Regions from separate parts of the Homo sapiens genome. Here region 2 is linked to region 1. A link is a loop called in an ENCODE intact Hi-C map of the cell type or tissue named here. Cell type or tissue: psoas muscle. All regions are shown on one strand. Links, peaks and the distances in the headings refer to the core of each region. The heading gives the core; the rest is flanking DNA. Region 1 overlaps KDM6A (lysine demethylase 6A). Region 2 overlaps KDM6A (lysine demethylase 6A).

What was found. Hi-C counts contacts between places; a loop is a spot of excess contacts. Peaks named below come from ENCODE experiments on the same cell type or tissue, not always from the same donor. Only the 100,000 strongest peaks of a DNase experiment are listed, where the experiment ranks them.
Region 2: it touches region 1 in a loop (9-fold over the local background); 2 of 110 quality-filtered maps call a loop at or near these places.

Annotation. Positions count from the first base shown.
Region 1 is chrX:45,002,923-45,020,093 of GRCh38, reverse strand. It overlaps KDM6A (lysine demethylase 6A), which reads right to left. Exons shown (of 30, transcript NM_001291415.2): 5 at 9,075-9,133. Among named protein-coding and RNA genes, the nearest start is that of KDM6A, 140 kb to the right of the region's middle. RefSeq lists an enhancer at 6,577-6,696. In psoas muscle, for the core only: no CTCF peak of the experiment used is centred there; no DNase peak of the experiment used is centred there.
Region 2 is chrX:45,061,393-45,068,612 of GRCh38, reverse strand. It overlaps KDM6A (lysine demethylase 6A), which reads right to left. Exons shown (of 30, transcript NM_001291415.2): 15 at 7,194-7,220; 16 at 5,865-5,966; 17 at 4,796-5,191. Among named protein-coding and RNA genes, the nearest start is that of DIPK2B, 140 kb to the left of the region's middle. In psoas muscle, for the core only: no CTCF peak of the experiment used is centred there; a DNase peak (open chromatin) is centred at 5,072.

The DNA of each region.
Region 1 (17,171 bases), core at 6,613-9,112:
AAACTGATATCCAATAGTACCTGCACCATTTGTAGAAATGACCATCCTTACTCCAAAACTCTATGTTGCTACTGTGTCCTAAATCAAATACCCATATTTGTGTAGGTCTACTTCTCTATTCCATTCCGCTTTTCTTCGTCTATCAGTTCATCTTTGCCCCAAATTCACATTGTATCTTTTATAAAAGGTTTTGATCACCAATAGAACAAGTTCAGGGGTTGGGGAAAGAAACACTTTTCATTGAATACATTATTATATTGTTTAATTTGATCATATGACTGTATTGCCTACTCAAAAATAAATATTAAAATAATGACAAAGAAAAATGTCTACTTTGAATTTTGAAGGTTATATCAGATATAACAGTATATTCAGTATCATTTTAGGTTCCTCTACATGATTTAAAGCTTCTTCCAAGCACAAGCTAATATATTATTTGCAAAACTTTTAATCAATTATCTCTACCCCTACAGACCTTAAAGTGGCTATTTAGAATCTTAGATGCTTTCAAAACAAAAACAATCTTTTGTATAAAATAGTTCGAAACATCATAGCCACAAAATAGAGCAAAATAATACTTCATGTATTTAGTAACTTTACTTTCATCAATTCATACATTATTTACTTCCCAAAAAAGTGTGAATGGTTATGTACACTTTTGCTATAAAATTAAGAGTCCTAAAAGGTAGTGTTTATTGCAGATGGCAGTGAGGGGTGGAACACAGGTCTGGCATCAGACACCTTTACCCTGATTATGACAGTACTTTCTTCTGAAGGGGAGCTGGGTATCCATCTGTTAGGTGGATTTTTAAGTAGGTGGGGTATGTGTGTTATTATCTGATGTATATAGGCTTTGAGGCAGGAGAGGAGAGTTAAAGCACTGACAGGCAAAAACTGTGGTAAATTACCATTCTCATTTAAAGGCAGCTTCCTACTTAATCAATGTACACTTAGGGGTTGGGGCAAGTCACATGTTTGGAAAAGGCATCAAAAGGGTTAGGACGAGGACAACTGCAGCAATAAATGCTGCCAATTAAAACATATGGTGTGACTGGGAAAGGGTATACAAAGACTTTTAGAAGCTTCTGGGGTGATAGCAGTATTTTATTTCTTGATGGAGGTGGTGATTACATGAATGTTTATTTTATAACAACATGTTAAGATATACAATGACGATTTATGCATTTTTCTGTAGGTATGTTATATTTTATAATAATAAAATTATGGATAATGCTTCTTAACCTTACCTTATAGGACCAGAAAACTCTCTAATGGAATGGGTCAGAACTAAGCAATGTCCACACATGCCAATAAAAAACCCAGGCAGGCCTGAGTCAAAGATATGAAAGAAAAAGAATGAAAGTGGAAAAGAATAAAGAAATAACAAAGAATTCAGGAAAGGAAAAAGGTATAACAAAGGGTATGTCAGGAAGAGAAGGAGAAGGAACACAGTACAATAACAGCCCCTCAGGTGCAATATTTCCTACTCTCAGTTTCTATTTCTAGCCTTTTCCCTAAACACAGTATTTGTGGATATGTTTTACTCCATGGGTGCCTTTAGCACAGACATCTTTTCCACTTAGTTCACAATGTCACACGGGCGCAAAGAAACATGGGTTTAACATGTTCTCTATGTCTGTTAACAAACTGAGGTTAAAAAAACACACTGTTAATCTATAAGCAAAAAACACATGTTCCAAATAACAGCAGTTGTCTACGTTTACTCTTTAGGGACTATTAAGTGCCCAGGACAAGGTGCAACCTATATATATATAATCAAAGTTCTCCTCGTTGTTCTTTCTAAGTTTATCTCTAATCGAAAACCTTATAGACCCAATCTTCTGCTTCTGTATCTCATTACTAGATTACTGAAATAGTCTCCTTAAGGACTTTCCTTGCTCTGCTCTGGCTTGTACATATTCCCTCAAACGTGTGGCTCCTGTGATTGCCTAACAATTATGATACTATAAATAAAATCTCCATGTTGCACTTAAGATGGGTGAGCAGTACTTATTCAACTCCATTTCTTCTTCTACCCCTATTATTGCTCCTCCTCAGCTATAAACTGGCTTATCTCAGGAATTCTTAAATACTGGTTCTCCTGACTTCACTGCTTTTCCTTACTAATTCTCCTGATCTCTAATATTTTGATTCATCTGCTGCCCTCTAAATCCACTATTATCGTCAAGACACACCACCCAAACTGGTCAACGACAATTTTTGCTTAGTGTAAACCAGCAGTTAGGTCTACTTTACGATCAAATCATTTCATTCACTACCTATCAGTGTGCTGTCTCCAGTTTTTCCAAGTGTATTCCTTGAGGCCTATATTTCTCTTCTATGTTTAATATCCTAAAATAATACAGCAAAGGGTTTAAATTTAATAGATGTTTACTGGTGCCATCACATTTACAGTTAATTGATGGGACTTCTTTACTGATCAGTTCTTCTAACACAAAACACATTATTCGAACATGTAAGTTCATTTCCTTTTCTAAACTTTTCCATGTTCTTCTCCTGTGTGCGTCTTCAGGTTTATCCATCCCAAGAAAAACAAGTAAATAAATAAGAAATAAAAACACTGGGGGAGGGGGAGAAGGAAGTACAAGGGAAGGTGGATTTGGAGTTAAGAGTTTAGAGTTAAGAGTTGAGGGAGTGGGAGGGTAGAGAAAATAGGTAACACTCAGACTACATTCTAATTTTGGTCATCAGCTTACTGCATTCATATTTCACCAAAATGCAGGTGGCCACAACATGATCTCTATGGCACAAACTAGACTAAATCATTAACACATTCAATTTCTGTAACCTCAGAATTCTGACTGATGGAATTTTAGAACATGAGAAATAGCTACCAGAAACCATAAATACTTTTATGATACAATTCCCTGGAAAGGTTTACAGTTTTCAAATACTTAAAGCATATTCTCTAACGAAACAAAAGAAATGCACATTGCTCTGCATGGTATCATTGGCATTTTTCTTAAAATCTGAAAAATATAGTTTTTATATCATCAAAATAGTTTCTATAGATTTTCAGTTTAAAGGATTTTTCATTTAATGTTTGCCACTGTTAACCATTTTAAAAAGAAAATGATATAAAGCTAAAACCTCAATAACACTACCTACAAAAAACATATACATGTGCTGAATATATTTCACAATGGTCATTTTTAATAAGACTTCCACAAAGTCATTTTTAAAGCCTCCTCTAAAACTATAGTAAAAATAATAGTATTAATATTCTTAGCACAGTTCCAGTACATTTGGAAAGACACATAATAAAACTTTAAGTTGGCTGGGCATGGTGGCTCATACCTGTAATCCCAGCACTTTGAGAGGCCAAGGTGGGTGGATCATGAGGTCAAGAAATAGAGACCATCCTGGCCAACATGGTAAAACCCCATCTCTACTAAAAATACAAAAATTAGCTGGGCGTGGTGGCACGCGCCTGTAGTCCCAGCTACTCAGGAGGCTGAGGCGGAAGAATAGCTTGAATCCAGGAGGCAGAGGTTGCAGTGAGCCTTGATTGTGCCACTGCACTCCAGCCTGGCGACAGAGTGAGACTCTGTCTCAAATAAATAAATAAACAAATACATACATACATACATACATACATACATACATACATACATACATAAAATAAAATCAATAAAACTTTAAGTTCTCTGAGGCTAACAGGCTGAACAAGAGATTTCTCACAGAGATATATGAAGGGATAAATCAACTAATTCCACAAATTTTCATACTAATAAAAGAATATTTTAGCTCTAATTTAGTTATAACACATACATACACAACACAGATATACATATATATTAGGAAATTTAGAAGTTGTTTCTAAATAATTAGAAACATTTGATGAAGTAAGGGACAGGTAGGTAAGATTTTAAAAGGTTGAGATGGAAGAAGGCAAAAGTCACATAGGTTAAAAAAAATGCTTAAGATGTTTTCAGGGAAATGTTAATACACTGTGACTGGCACAAAGAATATATTAATATTTAGGGGAGCAGTAGGCTAGAAGGATCATTTGAGGTTGAATCAGAAATGACCTTAAATGTGAGGCTAAATTAGAAATGTCATACCCTGGATTATTCACACTGACAGTTGCTAATATATCACCTGTCCTGGTTCTTTTCTCCTCTCTAGCCACTCTTCATTTCATCACTTCAGGAGTGGGATTATTTTCTTTCCCCTACCCTATTGCAAGATTTATGTTTTTATTCACAATTTCCCTGAAGCCTAATTAATCAAAGCCCTTCCAAAATTTATCTGGCAATCTATGTATCACTGTTTAAGTGTAACTTTATCAGAACTGCCTTAAATCTGCTATTTTCCAAAATAAAAGTATATATAATAAACTCAAAACATGTTAACATTAACTGCTTAATTTCAATGGAAATGTAAGAGTATGTTTGTATCATGATAGCTCAAAAATACAACGTTTGCCAGGCTCCATGCTAGACAAGCCTCAGAATCAATGGTACCACCATGCATTAGGTCTATGTTGCATTATTCTTTCGTTCCATCAAAAAGCTGTAAGAACATCATTAAAACCACTATTCTTTTTCTTTACTGAACCCAAAGCAGTGACTATACAGGAGAGTAGAAATTCCTACACCCCTAAGAACACTTGTGACTAGTACAGTGCTATGAAAATGAATCCTACAGAAACTTTACACCAGGCTCCGTGGCTCACATCTATAATCCCAGCACTTTGGAAGGCCAAGGCAGGAGGACTGCTTGAGCCCAGGGGTTCAAGACCAGCCTGGGCAACACAGTGAGACCTCATCTCTACAAAAAAAAATACAAAAAATTAGCCAGGCATAGTGGTTCAAGCCTTCAAGCCTGTAGTCCAAGCTATTCGGGAGGCTGAGGTAGAAGGATCACTAGAGCCCCGGGAGGTTGAGACTTCAGTGGGCCGTGATTGTGCCACTACACTCCAGCCTGGGTGACAGACTGAGATCCTGTCTCAGAAAAAAAAGAAAAGAAAAGAAAAGAAAGAAAAAAGAAGAGAAAAGAAAAAAGAAAACTTTAGTAGTAATTTGTTAATATTTCTGTCTTTCTGAATTCATTTCTACCTCATTCTCCTAATCCTTTTTTATGTCAAAGTAATAATTATCACATTTCCTTATTAAGCCTGTCAATTATATTTGGGGGCTTAATTTCCAAAATCCTATGCTTCTAGCACAGTATCTCTTACATTTGCTGCCATAAGACCATTCTGATATTGATCAATGGAATGGAAAGAAGGAAAAAGGTTACAGGACAGAGATAGTTAATAAGGATTCTTAGGAAGATATATTTAGAGAGATGGCTATAAGCTATACAAGGAAGAATGATTTCTATTGTACTGACTTTATCTTTTCCCCCAACTATCTTTTTTTAGTCTAACTTTTCCTTGCTTTGTATTTCACTTACTCTCACCCTAGGATATAGGTTTCCTTCCAAAGGCAAGGAGCTCAGTTCAAGGTATCCCCTAGCAAAGAGCCACCTTAATGAATAAGAACAAGTGAATGCAGGGGCTTGCATGCATGCACATGTAAAGCAATGGCTTTTTAGAGACTGGTTTCTAGCACTCTGCTGCATATATTTTACACTCTGCTTCTATGTCTTCCTTTATCCTTCTGGGCATCTTTTAAGTTTGGTCCCAGATTACTGAGTAAAATAACAGCATAGCTGTTACCGTAAGTCCAATGAGGATGGAACAGTTGACTGGGCTCCTCTGTCTAAGAAGAGGCTGCAACTGATACTGGAAAAACTGACCAAATAATTGAACTATCTAGAGGCTGACCAATAAAATCAACTCTGAAATAAAAAATAGGTAGCATAAGATGACAATAGGTTAAGAGTAACACTATAACTAATAAAATTGCTCTCAATATTTTAAGTCACCAACTCAGACACACGTTGGTCACACACATTATCATAAAATGCTTAACCTCAACAAATGCCAACAGACACAATTAGCAAATACCAAATTTTACTTAAATTATAAATGTACCAGAGATACAACACTCTGAAACATCATAGGCAGATTCTTCATGCTGACAATACAAAACAAGAACCCATACTCATCCCCAGAAACATTTCTCAATAGATCCCAAAGAACCTGACATGTAACTAAAACATTCCTGATCCCAGTAATCAGCAAGTATCTACAAATAAAACACAAAAGTAGTTTTAACCTAAATAAGCTCCAATCAATTAAGGCTGTACTCTAAAACTATCACCAAGCACCTACCCCATACTTTCTAATTTTATAGCTGTTAAAGAAATATCAAGTTAAAGCAAAAATGTGAGGCAAATTTGTGAAAGAACATTTGATTAGCAAGAGAAAAACACAGCCAGAGTGAATTCATAAGATAGGGTGTGAGATGTATCATTTTAGGAAGCAGCTATAAGAATTGAAACTCAAGACATGAGAAAATGATGGTAACCAGAACAGGATCAACAGAGCAGGGGGCACTTATTAATGTAGACATTGCATTGTCCTTATATCATTCAGTTTCATTTCTTAGGTCAACTGAAAAATATAGAAATCATATGTAGATAAGGAATCACAGCTACAAGCCTGCTAACTTAACATGGCCACATGCTTATTAAAGCAATCAACATTTGAACTATTGACAGGTTCACCTCATTACTAATTTTATGTTCTTAACCCCAGTACACAGAGAGGCTTACAAATTGCCATAGGTATGCGAAAACTGGCTGGTATGAGGTAGAACAGAAGAGTTCCTCCCCTCAGGTGTCACCTAAATTATTTCTAGTTGGCCATAAAGATTATATCAATGTGCTCAAGTGAACAATGACAAATACTGATTAAATAATAACCACCTCTCAATCTTAAAACCTGGGGACAGAGTACAATAAAATATTTGATTGGAGACTATGAGCATAAGCTTGCTTCTGCCACTCAACAGTTATGTAATACTGACTAACACACACACACACCCCCTTGCTTTCTCCATCTACAAAATTAAGGGGGAAAAACTAAATTATCTCTAAGACTACTTCTAATTCTAGAAGTTTAGAATTTGAATTCTATAAGTAGGCTATTAAAGAAACTGAAAGATTTTAAAACAGTCCTAATCTATCTTTGGTTTTAAATACAATACACTGAACATGAAGTTAGGAGGCTTTATTTAGGATAATTTAATAGAGAATAAAATTACAAAGCTTCTTCATAAAAATCAATTATACCTTCCTAAGATTTACAAAGAAAACCAGTGATCTGAATCATTATAATACACTATATACACACAGGTATTCTCTAACAAAGCAGTGCTTCCACACATGATCAAAAGCCAACAAGACCAAAAGCTAAGAGGGAAGAAAAAGGATACTAGGAAAAACCATCCATGTATAAAGCCTCCTCTTTAGGGAAACCATATAAAATCACTGTCAATGCATATGTAAATGCTCTGTAATAAGTATTCAGGGTGCCCAATAGGTATATGACAGAGTTGTAACATTTTGCCACTCAATCACCTTCCTTTGGACTCCCACAGAACTCACCCGTGAGCTTAAAATTCTGGAGCACAGAAGGGACTCTGAAAAGGTCAGATACACTAAAAATAAAAAATGTCACCAGGTGTGGTGGCTCACACCTGTAATCCTAGCATTTTGGGAGGCTGAGGTGGGCGGATCACTTGAGGTCAGGAGTTCGACACCAGCCTGGCCAACATGGTAAAACTCCGTCTCTACTAAAAATACAAAAACATTAGCCAGGCATGGTGGCGGGCGCCTGTAATCCCAGCTACTTGGGAGGCTGAGGCAGGAGAATCGCTTGAACCCGGGAGGCGGAGGTTGCAGTGAGCCAAGATCGTGCCACTGCTCTCCAGCCTGGGCGACAGAGTGAGACTCTGACCAAAAAAAAAAAAAAAAAAAAAATCTACATTGGGTTGACATTTTATAAAATGTACTGTATCTCACTTGATCATCAAAACTCTATAGGAAAGGCAAGTGACTGCTATGTAGTTTTGTTTTTTAAACAAATGATGATGCCAGCGTGGGGGCTCATGCCTGTAAATCTCAGCACTTTGGGAGGCTGAGGTGGGAGCATGCCCTGAGGCCAGGAGTTCAAGACCAGACTGGGCAACATAGGGGGAGGCCCCATCTCTACAAATAAAAACAAACTCTCTGGGCATGGTGGCATGTGCCTGTGGTCCCAGCTACTTGGGAGGCTAAGGTGGAAGGACTGCTTGAACACAATAGATTGAGACTGCAGTAAGCTGCAATCTCGCCACTGCACTCCAGCCTGGGCAACAGAGTGAGACCCTGTCTCAAAAAATAAATAAATAAATAAAATAAATAAATAAATAAATAAACAAACTAAAGAGGAAACAGACCTAGAGAAGTTATTTAATTCAAGATCAAACTAAGTGGCAATGCTGTGACAACAATACCAATCTTTCAACTAAAACTATATGCCTTTTTACCCCATTAGTGCATACTATTGTCTGGTAAACAGAAAAACAACAATGGGGCAAAGGCCATAATATTACAGGGTACTTCACTTTACAGTTTAGAAAATCTTATATATTACTATTATTATATTTAATCTCCAACTCTGAAGTGGTACTATTCTACAGAGAACTGAGAGTTTATGAGTTGGTGCCTAGTTACTGGATATTGGAAAGTGCTAGCTGGTATGTGGAAGGGAGAAGTGGTCAATCTTGTCTAGAAGTCTGAAAACTAGCCATCATAGACCATTTACCCACATATCTTGACTTCTGAGATCACAGTGATTCACCAGTTCAAATAACTTGGGGAACACCAGTCCATAATGAATGACTAAGAAATTCCAAAAAGCTTTCTAATCTAAGCCTTCTTCAACAGAATCTTATACTAGATTCTTTCAGGAAAACATACAACTCTAAAAATCTAAGGTGAGCCAACACCCTTCAAGGAACAATCTAATCATTTCAAAAGATTACTGAAAAGTGTAGGTTTAATGACACTAAATTTTCTATTTATTACACACACACACAAAAAATCAAGCACAAACAAAACAAGCAAACAAGCCATTTACTGAAAATGACTGAATTACTGGTTTTATGTCAACTTACCACTGAAATGCATTATAATGGAAGTAGACCAAACCAAGACCATATAAAAAGGCAGCATTCTGTAAAGGAAGGGAAAAAGATTTTTAGGAAAAATACTTGTATCTAACATATATGATGTTATTATTGTAAAATACGGTATCCAAGATGTTTTAAGTCCTAAAATTCTATCATGCATTACAATATATTTTTAAAACACCAAAATAACAGTGATCAGATGGCACAGATTCCAATCAACTTAGAGAGGTATTCCAGCCCTGAAATAAAAATATTTACTAGCAGAAATTCTATGGTCAAATCTAAAATTAAAAATCTATTCTTCAGGAATAAGAGAATGCTCAGCCTATGTTATCCTATTCTCTCTTGCTTGTATCTACATTCTTCCTCTGGTTCTTTTTGTTTCTTGAATTGGATTTAATTTTATATTTAGTACTGCCAGGAAGGTAGTTAGAATTCAAAGGAAATGCACAGTATAAACCTAAAACAAATTTTAGTATTTAAGAAAAATAGCATCATGCCAATCATCACCTAGGCATTAACATCTTGTGCTTTAAATATCATTGACTCCTTTTGCAGTATGAAACAAGACATGTGTCAACACTTATCCTGACTAACTTTGACCTCTGGACTCCTAATAGGATCCAGCTATTTATATAATTTATATTTATATAACTCCATGATTTTTTTTCTTTTTTTTTTAAAGAGACAAGGTCTCGCTCTGTCACCCCAACGCGATCACAGCTCACTGCAGCCTCAAACTCCTGGGCTCAAGCAATCCTCCCACCTCAGTCTCCCAAGTAGCTGGGACTAAAGGCATGTGACACCATGCCCAGATCCTACTCCTTATTTTCAAAAACAGCAAATGTTTGAGTACCCAGTATATGTTTTATCAATAACCAAGCAAATCTATTTTAGTAAATCTTCCCTATTAAAAAAGAAGGTAAAGCTTTCATACTGATCTGTGTGAACAAATTTCTTCTTCGAAATTATAAGCTTCAAATTACAAATGTCTCTGATTTCTAAAACTTCAAAATTTTAACTATTATTACAATGCTTGTCATGCTGCCTGCGTTGCATCTCCCAAGAAAGACTGTGAGATAAAGGTTTTTGTACAAGTAGTTTATTTGAGAAGTATCTGAGGAAATACCTTTAATGAAGTAAAGAAGTGAGTCAGGAAAGGAAAGTATGCCAATAAAGGATGCATTATGGAGCTGATTATGACTCTAGGCAACTGGGACTCAAGCCTGCTGGAGATCTCTGGGAGACAGTATGGAACATTTCTCAGAGTCATCTTGCCCTAAGTATGAAGGAACTAGGGTAATTATACTACAACTTCTGTAATTCATTAGTTGAGAAAAAGAACCAATGATGTTTAAAGCCCAAAATGTAAACAGCTTGTCAGAGGCATTTGAACCAGAAGAACTCCATCTTGAATAGGGGCTGGGTAACGTAAGACTGTGACCTACTGAGCTGCATTCCCAGGAGGTTAGGCATTCTTAGTCACAGGATGAGACTGGAGGTTGGCACAAGATACAGGTCACAAAGACCTTGCTGATAAAAACAGGTTGCAGTAAAGAAGCCAGCCAAAAGCCACCAAAACCAAGATGGCAACAAAAGTGACCTCTGGTCGTCCTCACTGCTCATTATACACTAATTATAATGCATTAGTATGCTAAAAGACACTCCTAGCAGCACTATCACAACGTCAGAACTCTGTAAGGTCTAAAAAGGTGAGGAACCCTCAGTTCTGGGAATTGCCCACTGCTTTCCTGGAAAACTAATGAATAATTCACCCCTTGTTTAGCATATAATCAAGAAATAACTGTAAGTATTGTCAGATGAGCAGATATTCCTTTACTTTCTTAATAAACTTGCTTTCACTTTACTCTGGATTATCCTCGAATTCTTTCTTGCGTGAGATCCAACCTGGGGTTTGGATCAGGACCCCTTTCCAGTAACAAGCTGAGTGACTTTTCTTGCTTTTTAAAAATGCTAAAGTTTGTCCTAAAATTATATTGTGCATTTCCTTTGAATTCTAAGTATCTTTCTAGAAACACTAAGTTTCTTAAATACATTGTCAAATGTAAAAATATGGTAATTTCATTTTATTAAGTCCTCATTACCCCCAATTTTCCGAATGAGGAAATTATATTACAGAAGTATTCACAAATTCCAGGAGTCACAAAGGTCTCAGACAACATCCATTTTTAAATTTCCTGTTTAAATTTTTTTTAATTTTAAATTTAGTTGAAACTGTTTTTAATCAGGATCATTCATCTACTATCCCATCCCCTGAAATAATCTGAGCATTTACTTGGTGCCAGGGACAATTCTCAAGGGTTAAACAAACCAATCTGAATAAAATATACTTCCCCTGCTCTCAAGAAGTATGCAATCTAGAGGGTGGGGGAGAGGAGGCATGGATATTCAGAATGTGGTAAAAGTGGTAATAGTTAATCCAGAGTCATTTAGTGTTCTACCTAAAAAGTCAAGATTTGAAAGACAATGGGGGTGTGGGGGTGAGGGTGGTTGTGAAAGGAAAGGGAGCAACATCTTAACATCTATTTAGGCAACTGCCTGGACAGGGTGGAGTGAGCGTACTATAGAAATATGAGTTTATTTTTATTTTTTTTATTTTTTATTTTCTTTGAGATGGAGTTTCGCTCTGTCGCCCAGGCTGGAGTGCAGTGGTGCGATCTCGGCTCACTGCAAGCTCCACCTCCCGGGTTCACGCCATTCTCCTGCCTCAGCCTCCTGAACAGCTGGGACTACAGGCGCCCGCCACCACGCCCAGCTAATTTTTTGTATTTTTAGTAGAGACGGGCATTTCTGATTTCAGGACACACTGTACATTCTCCCAACTTCATTCTTCTCCCTCTAGGAAATCTTATTCAATCCCCACCACCCTATAAATTCTATTAATCATTCAAGATCCATTTAAATGCCACCTTCCCCATGAAAGCTTTGCTTCTTGTCCCACCTCAAACTAGAGGTGATTTTTCCAACCTCTAAATTTGGTCTTACTGCAACGTCTCTATCATCTGACATTATTATGTAACAGTAAAAACTTAGTTTTATGCAATATCTAACATCAACTCTTTCAAAAGGTTCTAAAAAACCTTATGTGGTGGTAGAGGGCTTCATTTATAGAATGAAGAAACTGCATCAGAGAATAAGCAATTTACTCAAGGAAACAGGTACTAACTAGCAGACATAGGAACTGAAACTAGGTCAGTCTCCAGAGCTCACTCTTAACTATTACACCATATATTTGTTACTTGTGTGTTGACTAAACTCCATCCGATCAAATAAAAATGCCATAAAGGCAGGAGTGATCACTGCCTGTATTCCTTGTTATCACCTAGCACAGGGCGCACTTCCATAGAGTAGATGCCCAAAGATTTACTAATCCAATCACCCAGTACAAGGGGACTTCAAAAAGTTCATGGAAAAAAACAGAATTAAAAGATAAAAATATAAACATTATTTCTCAACATAAGCTCCATCAAGTTCAAGACACGTTTGTAAGCAATGACACCAGCCATTTAGTCCAGCCCTAAACAACTGAGGGGTCCTGGGGGATGTAGCCATGTCAATGCAGTCTTTTTTACATTATTTACTGAAGAAAAAAGTGGGTGCCCTTTAAAGATTTTACTTTAAAGATTTTTTAAAATAGGAAATAAAAAGAAGCTGGAAGGAGCCAAATCAAGACTGTATCATTTCCCATGAAAACTCTCAAAACATTGCCCTTGTTTGATGAGAGGACTGAGTAGAGGCACTGCCATGGTGAGGCTTTTCTGGGCATTTTTCTGCTAAAGCTTTGGCGTTCTTAAAACATACTCGTAATAAGCAGAGGTTATTGTCATTCTTTGGCTCTCCGGAAAGTCAACAAGCAAAATGCCTTGAGAATCCCAAAAAACTGTTGTCTTGATCTGTGCTCTTGACCGGTCCACTTTCACTATGACTGGATCAATTTCTACCTCTTGGTAGCCATTGCTTTGATTGTGCTTTGTCATTAAGATCATACTGGTAAAGCCAAGTTTCACCTCCTGTTACAATCCTTTGAAGAAATGCTCAGGATCTTTTTTTTTTTGAGATAGAGTCTTGCTTTGTCCCCAGGCTGGAGTGCAATGGTGTGATCTCGGCTCACTGTAACCTCCACCTCCGGGGTTCAAGCAATTCTCCTGACTCAGCCTCCCAAGTAGCTGGGACCACAGGTGTGTGCCACCATGCTGTTAGATATGAGTTCTAAATTTCTTTTCAAAGAATCAATATGTCAGTATGTTCAATCCTTTACCTTCTACTTTTAAACTTCCTCACAAAGCAACCTTTTTCGATTACCTGCTCCACCCTGACTCATTCTGATTACTGATTGCACCCTGACTCATTACCTGCTCTGTCATAACCATTTTTCCCACCAAACCACTCACCCCGTCACTCTCTTTAAATCAGCCAATTGGAATTAGTTTAGCCTGGGCGGTCTAACCCTAGCCAAGAGGGGAATGACACAGCAGTAGGGGCTACGTGTGTCAGGGATAAGAACCCCCTCCCCTCCCTTGTCCAAGTGTGCGCTCACCATTGCTTCTATAGAAGGCACACCCTTCTATAGAAGTATCTTGTCTTGCTGAGAATTAAAAAGAAAATTTTATATTCGAGTGCTATTTCTTTTGCAGCACTGAAACTTTATGTATAACAATTTGGGGGCTCACCCATGATTACATTCCCCTCCCGACAGTCTCTGGTTCTCCCTCATGAGGAGGCATGCCCTGCCCCTTGTGGTCACCTCAGGGGTGAGAAATCAGAACTCACCCAGTGCGAGGAATAACCCAAGCTCTTGGCAACATGGCGGCGGGGGGGGGCGCAGGGCTGGGGGGGACTGGCCAGTAACCTAGCTTAAAGGATTCTCACATACCACACTGATGACTGTACACAGACCAAGGAAGGAGAAGCCACAGGAGCCGGTAAAGTATTTCCTTGGTGGTAGGGACCAAGGTAAGAAAGCCGGGTGGTGGGTGGTGGGTGGTGGGTGGTGGGTGGTGGGGGGTGGGGGGGGTGGGGGGGTGGGGGGGTGAGGTGAAGTACTCCTTGGTTGGGGTGGCTTACAGGTTAAAAAGAGGTGAGACATGCCCATTGGAGGGGACTGAACTTCACACGAACCTCCAGTAGTAGAAAAGGTGAGAAATTTCCAGTGGGGGAAATTGAGCCTCCCCACAAAAGGTGACAAATTTTCAGTAAGGGAAATTGAACCTTGAAACTTACCCCAAAACCATCAAGATGGGAAATAACCCAAGCAAGACAGGGAGCAAGAGGGATAAAGATGGTAACAAAGATATCCCCCCAGATAGCCCCCTAGGTCTCAAGCTAAAACACTGGAAGGATAACGAAAGGACTAAACATAGGAAAAAGCAACAAATGATAAAATATTGCTGTTTAATTTAGACTCAAAGACCCATCCTCAAACCCTCAATCTTCTGGCCAAAGTTTAGATCGAATGAGGATGTAATGTGTCAGCTTCTAATCCGACATGTTAATGATAAAAGTCGAGTGTCTCAGAAGAACTAGGCTATGCCCTCTGTTGGAGGCATGGACCTGCCCTCCTTTTTCCCTTAAAAACAAATAGGGAAGAACCCAATCTGGCACCTCAAAATGAAAAGTCAGAGGAGCCAGCTCTCATGCCTAAAGACTCCAGCGCATGGGATCCCCTAGACTATCTTCCCCCACTCAGTGTCCCCAATCTTTCCCCTCAGACAGCCACTGCCTCCTCAGATCCCATTCCAAATTCCACCTCCACTCACGTTATCCCTCCTCCTTATAACTCTGACTCTTGGGAATTACCGTCCCACCAGCCCATTCCCTCCCAACCTAAAGACCCCTCTCTAAAAGGACTCCAGCGTGAGGTAGAACAATGTAAAAAAGATATTCAGAATTTCCCATTTCCCTCCATACCTAAGAGGCCCAACCCTCTTCCCTTTGAAAGAGGTACCATAAGGAGGGGGGGGCCACTGGCTTTGTAAATGCTCCCTTAACCAAAGTCTAGAATTTTAAAAAGGAGCTTAAACCACTACTAGATAACCCTTATGGAGTGGCAGACCAAATTGCCCAATTCTTAGGACCTCAGTTATACACTTGGGTCGAGTTAATGTCCATCTTGGGCATCCTCTTTTCAGGAGAAGAAAGGAGTATGATTTGTAGGGCTGCTATGGTAGTTTGGGAATGTGAGCATCCTCCTGGTGAAAACGTTCCTACCGCGGACCAGAAATTCCCCGCCTGAGACCCCTGGTGGGACAATAACAAAGCAGATCAACAGGAAAATATGCAGGATCTAAGAGAGACAATAATAAAAGGAATTCGGGAGTCAGTACCCCGAACCCGAAATCTTTCTAAAGCATTTGACATACAACAGGAAAAGGATGAAGGGCCTATGAGATTCCTAGACAGACTGAGGGAGCAAATGAGGCAATATGCAGGCCTCAATTTGGATGATCCCCTTGGGCTAGGAATGTTGAAACTCCAATTTGTCACTAAAAGTTGGCCAGACATTTCAAAAAAGTTACAAAACATAGACAGTTGAGAAGACCGTCCCCTAAGTGAGCTTCTCAGGGAAGCTCAGAAAGTATATGTGAAAAGGGATGAAGAAAAACAGAAACAAAAGACAAAACTTACGTTTTCTACCTTCCAACAGATGGCTCCAAACCCAGGTACTTCTAGACAGTTTCCAGGGAGCTAGAAACTATAAAGGGTCCAAACCCTCTTTTAAAGGACCCCAGTCTCCATCTGGAGGACCAAGGTCCTCATCTACCAGGCCCCCTAAAGAGTATGGTGGAGCAGGGTTAAAGAATCCCAGAACTAAGGAGGAAGGACAAGATAGGTGCTATTGATGTCGAAGAACAGGCCACTTCAAGAGAGGATGTCCTGAACTAAGAAAGGACAAAAGAAGCCCTTCCGCTCATGACTTTCAACGAAGAATAGGGAGGTCAGGGGCTCTGTCTCTTTTATCTTGAGTCCCTCTCCGGGGTAAAAGGGGAAAGAGAGGGGAGAACAGCAGCATAAGCGTCTGGCAGAGGCAGGGAAAAACCAGCAGAAAGGAAAGAGAGAGAGAGAAGCGGGGGTGGAAGAGGGGGTGGAAGGGGGAGAAGGGGGAGAAGAGAGAGAGAGGGGAGAGAGAGGAGAAGGCAGGGGAGAGAGGAAAAAAAGGCAGAGAGAGAGAGGAAGAGACAGAGAGACAAAGAGGGAGTCAAAGAGAGACAGAGAGAGGAAGAGACAGAGACAAAGAGGGAGTCAAAGAGAGAGACAGTCAAAGAGAGAAAGAAAGAGAGAGAGAGAGATAAGTAGTAAAGGAAAAAACAGTGTACCCTATTCCTTTAAAAGCCAGGGTAAATTTAAAACCTATAATTGATAATTGAAGGTCTTCTCCGTGACACTGTAACACTCCAATACCACCTTGTCAGTGTAAACAAGGGCATAGCCCAAAAGCACTGAGGCCACTGACAACTCGTAGCCTTCCTATCAAAAATCCTTAACCCAGTAACCCGCAGATGGCCCTAATACATTCAATCTGTAGCGACAACTGTTTTGCTAACACAAGAAAGTATGAGGCTATTCTGTTAAAAAAAAAAAAAAAAAAAAAAGAAGGATAATTCAACATTAACCACTAAAAATTCCCTTAACCCAGCAGGTTTCCTAACAGGATCTAAATCTTAATTACTGTACAAAGGTCCGACCAGACCTAGGAGGAACTCCCTTCAGGACAGGACGATAGACAGTTCCTCCCTCCTCCTGGGTGATTGACGGAAAAAGACACAATGGGTATTCAGTAATTGATAGGGCAACTCTTGTACAAGCAGAATTAGGAAAATTGCCTAATAATTAGTCTGCTCAAATATGGGAGCTGTTTGCACTCAGCCAAGCCTTAAAGTACTTACAGAACCAGGAAGGAACCATCTATACCAATTCTAAGTTAATTTGGACTAAACAAGGTCTTATTAATAGCAAAGGATAACTGAAATCCCAAACTTACAAGGTTTTCAACAAAAGTAAAGTTTGCTAAAAATTAACAGTGTAACATGTATTATCCTAACTTCTAATCTTGTGGCCTTAGGC
Region 2 (7,220 bases), core at 3,843-6,342, 51 kb before region 1:
GCCTGGGTGACAGAGCAGAACCTTGTGTCTCTCTTTTTTTTTTTTTTTTTTAAAAAAAAAGGGGAGAAAAAGACATTTTAAGTCTCCACTAATGACTTTGAGATAAACTTTATTTTTCATCACCTGAATTTGAAAACTTAGAAAAATACACTGCTACTGTTAAAGCAATCTGAGGGGGCAGTATACTAACAGTTAATAGAAGTTTTAAGACTAGAGGAAGATCACTTAGGGCATTTAATAGAATGAAAATATGATAACTGGAACTAATTTTTACCTGAAATTTGCCTCTGGTGTCACAGAGAAACTTCTTTAAGAAGAATATTTTCATTTCATTTTACTTACAAAATAATTAAATAGGACAGCCAATTTTTCAGCAACACTGATTAAAGTAACATTGGAATCATAAAACGAGTTTACATTTGGAGTTGAGATTACTTCAGCAACAAGGTTAGAGCATTTTGTCAGTAATAAGCTATAAAAGAATAAAACTATAGCTGATAACAAGATATTTATATACTAAAAGGTGCATTTAATCATCTAGTTAAAGTCAGCTAGCATGCCCCTAAAATCAGTTTCTGAAGCTGAAAATTTTAAACTAATGTTTTTACTCAATAGGCTTATCTACCTAAAACACTAGATATATTAAAAGTTGATACACATTGGCCAGGCGCAGTGGCTCACACCTGGAATCCCAGCACATTGGGAGGCCAAGGCAGGCAGATCACCTAAGGTCAGAAGTTCAAGACCAGCCTGGTCAACATGGTGAAGCCCTGTCTCTATTAAAATACAAAAATTAGCCGGGCATGGTGGTGGGCACCTGTAATCCCAGCTACTCGGGAGGCTGAGGCAGGAGAATCACTTGAACCTAGGAGGCGGAGGTTGCAGTGAGCCAAGATCGCACCACTGCACTCCAGGCTTGGCGACAGAGCCAGGCTCCATCTCAAAAAAAAAAAAAAAAACAAAAAAAAGATACACACCAGTGAGTGTGTAAAGGAGTGCAATTAGTTGTAAATGATTTAATAAGTAACAAAGTTCAATCATAATAAAGGAAGGTTGAAATTTGTAAGTTACATGAAAATTTCTCATAAAGCAAAAACACTGCATATTATAATCATATCAATATTTAAAATATTATCCAAGAAAGTCTGGGTAGGTGAGTTAAAATTTCATCAAATGTAAAATATTTAATTCAGAGGCCAATTATTTAACAAATACACTGATTACAATATGCAGAAATGTGACAAAGTAACTATTTTATTACATCTTCTCTATCTGCAAATCAAGGTATTTTAAGCTACAAATTCTTTAGAGTACTTGCTGAATAATCACCTACAATTAATATAATTTTACTTTCATATCTTAAATTATACCCTTGCTACCAAAAGCAATCTGAATAAACCCATTCCACACTGTAATGTAAATTCCTCCCTTGATCAAAAACTAAAAGGTAGATATACCATATAGGTCTACCAGTTGTCTAGTTTTCATTACAATTTCAAAAATTATTCAAATAGGTTTGTATAAGACAAGTTACCAAAAAGGCCTCTTTAGAGTCTATGATATTAATACCATATATCAACAGCAGAGACAGAGGCTTCCCAGCTGTAGTGATATGCAGAAACTTCATTTGGGAAACTTTTGACCTGGAATCAGTTCAACATCATTTTCTAAACAACTCTCTCAACCTCATTACTTAAATTGTAAAGTTCCTACAGATAATGGCTTTGAAGGGCGTGTGAAGCAAAGGCTGGGGGCTCCCTGCTACTTAGTATGGTAAATTACAGAAGCCTCGTGGCCTGCCAACTGAGGAGTTCCTTTTTATTAGAATTACGAATTACGTTTTTAAAGAATCCCACATTTCCAAAACAGGGTTAAGAGAGTATTGAAAACTTCAGCAACTAAGTGAGCCAAAGAAGTAGATGTGAGAGAAAAGAAAATAGAACTATGCTTTACAATCATAACAAAGGCTTTCACTTATTAACTGCCAGTTATACCTTAGAACTATGATAGGCATTTTAACAAAAATCTCGTGTTATCCTTTTAACAACTGTTTAATGCTTAAAGACAATGAACCCCCAAAATCCCATCCTCTCACCCATTCTAACAATTCCCCTTTCTCCTTTGCCATTTTCTCCCTCTCTACTGAATCTTTCCCATTGACTTTTACTGTTATTTCTCTCATTTTAAATTTAAAACAACAACAAGACAACAACTCCTAATCCCATTTTCCCTGTCAGCTACACCCGGTTGTTGTTCTCTTTTATGCCACGGTATATGGAAATGGAAGCCTTGGCACTGTGCAGTGTGTAGCCCAAACAACTGTAAGCATGTGTGCTGGAACTGTCTATACTTGCTACTTCAGTTTTTCTCTGCCGATTTTATATTATCTTGAAGCGAACTACAATTAGGCTTTTGCACCCCAACAATCCACTGAAATTGCCCTTATCCAATGGTCAGCATATCTTTTCTGTAAAGGATCAGATAGCAAATATTTTAGGCTTTGTGGGTCACCCAGTATCATATATTATTCTTTTTTTACAACCCTTCAAAAATATAAAAATCATTCTTAGCTCACGGGTTATAAAAAACACAGGTCGTGGGGTAAATTTTGCCTGTAACCTGTAGTTTCCTTACTCCAATAATGTCAGCAAATATCTCAGATGGTCAGTTTTCAGTCCTCACTTTATATGACCTATGAGCATTATTTGATCATGTCCTCCTCCTTGAAACTTTCTTCATTTGGCTTCCAGGGCATCACTCACATTGTCTTTGATCTCCTACTATGTCACAGGTCAATCTCTTCTATTCTTCTCTGCTAGTTCTTCAATTTCCTAGCCTAATACACTGGAATGCCCTAAGGCTCAATCTTGAGTTCTTTTCTCAATCTGTTCTCACTGATTGGTGATACCATCCAGTTTCATCCATCCTTCTAGTTGGTCAGGCCAGCTGGGACTCCTTTCTCACACATCACTCTATATCAACTAATCCTGTTGGCTGTACCTTCCAAATATACCCAGAAGCTGACCACCATCTACTACTACCACTCTGGGAGCCATCATCAACTTTTAACCTGGATTACAGGTATAATCTCTAAAATGGTCATACCATTTCTACTTTTGCCTCTTTCAGTCTATCCACAGAGTACCAAAGAGGACCTAGTCAAAAACAAAGTTAGATCACATCACTCCTCTGTTCAAAATCCCCCTACGGTTTCCTGGATACTCAGAATAAAATCCAGTATCCTTATAAGGCTGATCATGATTTAGCCATCCTGTTTCCAGCTGGAGCACATTTCTCTCTCTTCTCACTCCTTGCCTGTCCTGTTCTGCCATGCTTGCCACCTTGATTCTCCTCAAATGTGCACAGCACAATCCTACCTTAGGGTCCATTGCTCCGTGCTGCTCCCTAGACCTGGAACAATCTTATCACAAATAGCTTCAAGGCTCACTCCTGTAACTCTCATCCAAATGCTATCTTTCAGAGAAGCCTTCCCTGCCCTTCTGATTTATAACTGCAACTCTCCTACCACCAATCTCTAGTATTCTGCTGTTCCCTTTCTATTAGTGCTTTTTTCCATAGCACTAATCACAACCATCATCTAATGTTATATATGTATTGCTTATTTGTTTACTATCTATTTACCTACACCAAGTAGAGACATCTCAGTATATTTTCTTTATTGATGTATTCCCAGAGCCTTGAGTAGGAAATGAACCTAGTAGGTACTCAGTATTTCTCTAAGAATGAATAAAGTACTAATCACTTTAGATCAGGGTCCCACCAAGGATATTAATTCAAGAATAAACTTAAAAATCTTAGAAAAAGAACTTATTTCAGTTTTATCAATAATATAAGACTAACCGACAATCAGCCAAATATTTCTCTTTTTAAGTCAAATATTTCTCATAGTAAATTAATAAAAGTACAAGCAATTTGGCTATACATATTGAGAGCATTTTCTTAAAACTTACTCTTTGGCCCTTCAGTTTCACCTCAGCGAGTACCCATATCATGGAAACAATCCAAAATATGGGAAATACTATGCACATAAACATTCAGAAGTAAAAACTTAGAAATTAAATGTCTAACGAATGTGCTAACGTTGAATACATTATGACCCATTTCCTTGACAAAAATAATGTGCATGCAATTCATTACTCTGTTTCAAAAACTTTAGTGGATCAACTTTGCCTTCAAGATAAATTTGGCCTCTCCCTCAGCCTCTTATTTCACCCTCCCCTCTTCATAACCTATCTTCTAGGCACACTTCACCAGCCCTCTCCTCCCCTAAACTCTAGCTTCTGGAAGACTCTGACATCTTGGTTATGTGCTCTCGTAGGTACTCTGATAGAACTTTCCCACCAAAGTCACACTTCACAGTCATTATGGTAAATACTTATTCACTGGTCTTTTTCTCCCACTAAAGCAAATACCTAACACCTAGTTTAGTGCCTGATCTTAAGTAGGCAGTTTATGCAGAAATGAACTAAGTAATATTACATAAATGTGCTTATGATGCCACTGTAAATTAATGGTGCATTTTGGGTGATTTATATGATCTATTTTCTTCCTTTGTAAATTTGCTAAGTTATCTATGTCGGTAGAGACTGTACAAAGGGAACAAAGATATACTCATGTATGTACATAATGAATCACAATGTAGTAACATTGTAGTGCCACAAAATTCTTATAAAACCAGTTCCCCAAACACTTCTCTCTTCTTCTCTCAAAGTGTATAAAACCCAGTAAAAACATTTATGTGAAAAGCCAACAAGGAAGCTAGTCCTCCTATTACCTGAGTGGAGTTAGATAGTTGGTTTTTCCACGGCTCCTCTGCGCTGCTGGTCAGGTTTGTGCGGTTATGAGGTAGAGTGAGTGCGTTTCGCTGCAGGTAAGGCACGTTTCCATTACTTCCACTTCCTGTTATATGATTATTGCCTATCAAAATAGTGTCTGTACTTCCCAGCGTTCTTGATGTGCTACAGGGAACATGGCCTGCAGAAAAGGGTCCATTGGCCAAAGGCTGCCCAGGGCAGGCAGGACGGACTCCAGGCTGAGAGACGCTAGGCACTCTGGTCAGAGCAAGCTGTGGCTGCTGGCCAGAGACTGAGTTTGTAGGCAGTGATGAGTCAGCTGTTGGCCCATTAGGAATTCCAGTAGATCGTACCTGTGCAACTCCTGTTGGTCTCATCTGTCAAAAAAACAAAGGAAAAGTAAATGCTGGTTGTGTAATCTATAGGGAAGAGAATCTATAGGGGATTCTCTATGAATCCCCAGATGAATATGAAGATGTATAATTAGGGAATGTGTGATTTTACCCAAATGCTTAATTTCTCTAAGTTGAGAAATACATACTTTAAAAACAAGAAATTGTATTTGTTCATTTTAAAATAAACTTCCTTGAAAAAGCAAAAGTCGGTTTCAAAAAAAAAAAATCCCATTAGTAATGACAAAAGGAAGCAGCTGAAAATTATAGAAAACGACCCCGAACTTATAGGTCCTTCTCTCAATCACAAAAGAGGGGACATCTCAAAATTTCATTCTGTTACATATATGCCAGATCCTGTAAACTAAATAAGCCCTAAAAACCTTGCCTCAGTACTAAATAATGTAAACAAACCCTTAGAATACATGTGAAATATCATGTAAATAAATAAAATACAAAGTATCTTCTTCAAAATTATAGTTGCTTTTGTCTAAAAATCTCCGTCAATTACCAGTATTTTAAAATACAGAGATTACTAAATTCTGTCAAATACCAGTAGAAAGTAAAAATGAACATAAACATGCTCTAAAATGACATTAGAGTCAATAAAAATACTCAAAATGCTAACAAATTTCAGGGAAAAATATGCTATACACACTTGGTGTTGTTGCATTAAGACAAACTGACTTTCCAGCTGTTCCAGCATCAGTTTCTGTGCTGGATTTAAATTATTTCTATTTGCGCGGAGCTGTTCCAAATGCTAGAAGAAGAACAAAAAGAGAATATAGTCAAAGATATATTTAGGAAATAAGATCATTATTCTAAGCAACCTTTCCCTGAAATGACTAAACTCAGAACCACTATCTGGTCAAACACACTGTCTTCTGACCAACAGTCACACACTCCAAGATGAAGTCCTTTAATAAGCTTGAGAAATATAAGAATGAACTAAGCATTCATCTGAACAAGATTTACTATGAGTTCTTTGTAATAGATGGGCATGAAATTTTACTCATCCATACAGTATTCTTAGGTATTCACAGAGAAAACTCTTGAAGCTTAAAAATATATTGACAAGTATGCTAAAAGCAGCACTGTCTGGAATAAGCAAAGTCTGAAGACAACCTGAATGTCCAAAATTACTGATCTGCTTAAATAAAGGTGTTACATCTATATAAAGAAATATGATGTAACCATAAAAGAACAAGGAAGCTCTTCACATATTGACATGCAGAAGTCTGTAAAATATGTTGTTAACAGCAAATAAGAATCCTATCATTTGTGTAAAAAAGAAGAAAAATAATAATACATGTGAGAAAGGGGGGGATGTATATTTGCTTGTACATACATAACATACCTCTGGAATGATAGATAGGAAATTAGTAATACCAGCCACATTTTGAGTGGGTAGGGGCCAGAGTTAGAAGAAAACTTTACCCTATATACCCTATATTTATACTTTATGTAGTGTAAACCATGTCCTGTTTAAAAAAAAAAAAAGAAATTAAAAACAAGAATGAATGCTCTTCATTATTCTGGTAAATGCAGGCTCATTTTACTTTTGTGCATTTTAATTGAATGTACTGCCATTTAACTTATAAGAATTAATACTTAGGGCTGGGTGCAGTGGCTCACACCTGTAATCTCAGCACTTTGGGAGGCTGAGGTAGGTGGATCACTTGAGGTCAGGAGTGCAAGACCAGTCTGGCCAACATGGCGAAACCCAGTCTCTACCAAAAATATAAAAATTAGCGGGGTGTGATGGTGCGTGCCTGTAATCCCAGCTACTCTGGAGGCTGAGGCACAAGAATAACTTTAACACAGGACGCGGAGGTTGCAGTGAGCCAAGAGCGTGCCACTATACTCCAGCCTGGGTGACAGAGCAAGACTCTATCTCAAAAAAAAAAAAAAAAAAAAAAAAAATTAATACTTGTTTGCTACCTCTACTCCTTTTTAATAAACAATTTGTCAAAAACATCTTACATACCTGTAATTTCTGTGGTGTCAAACACCA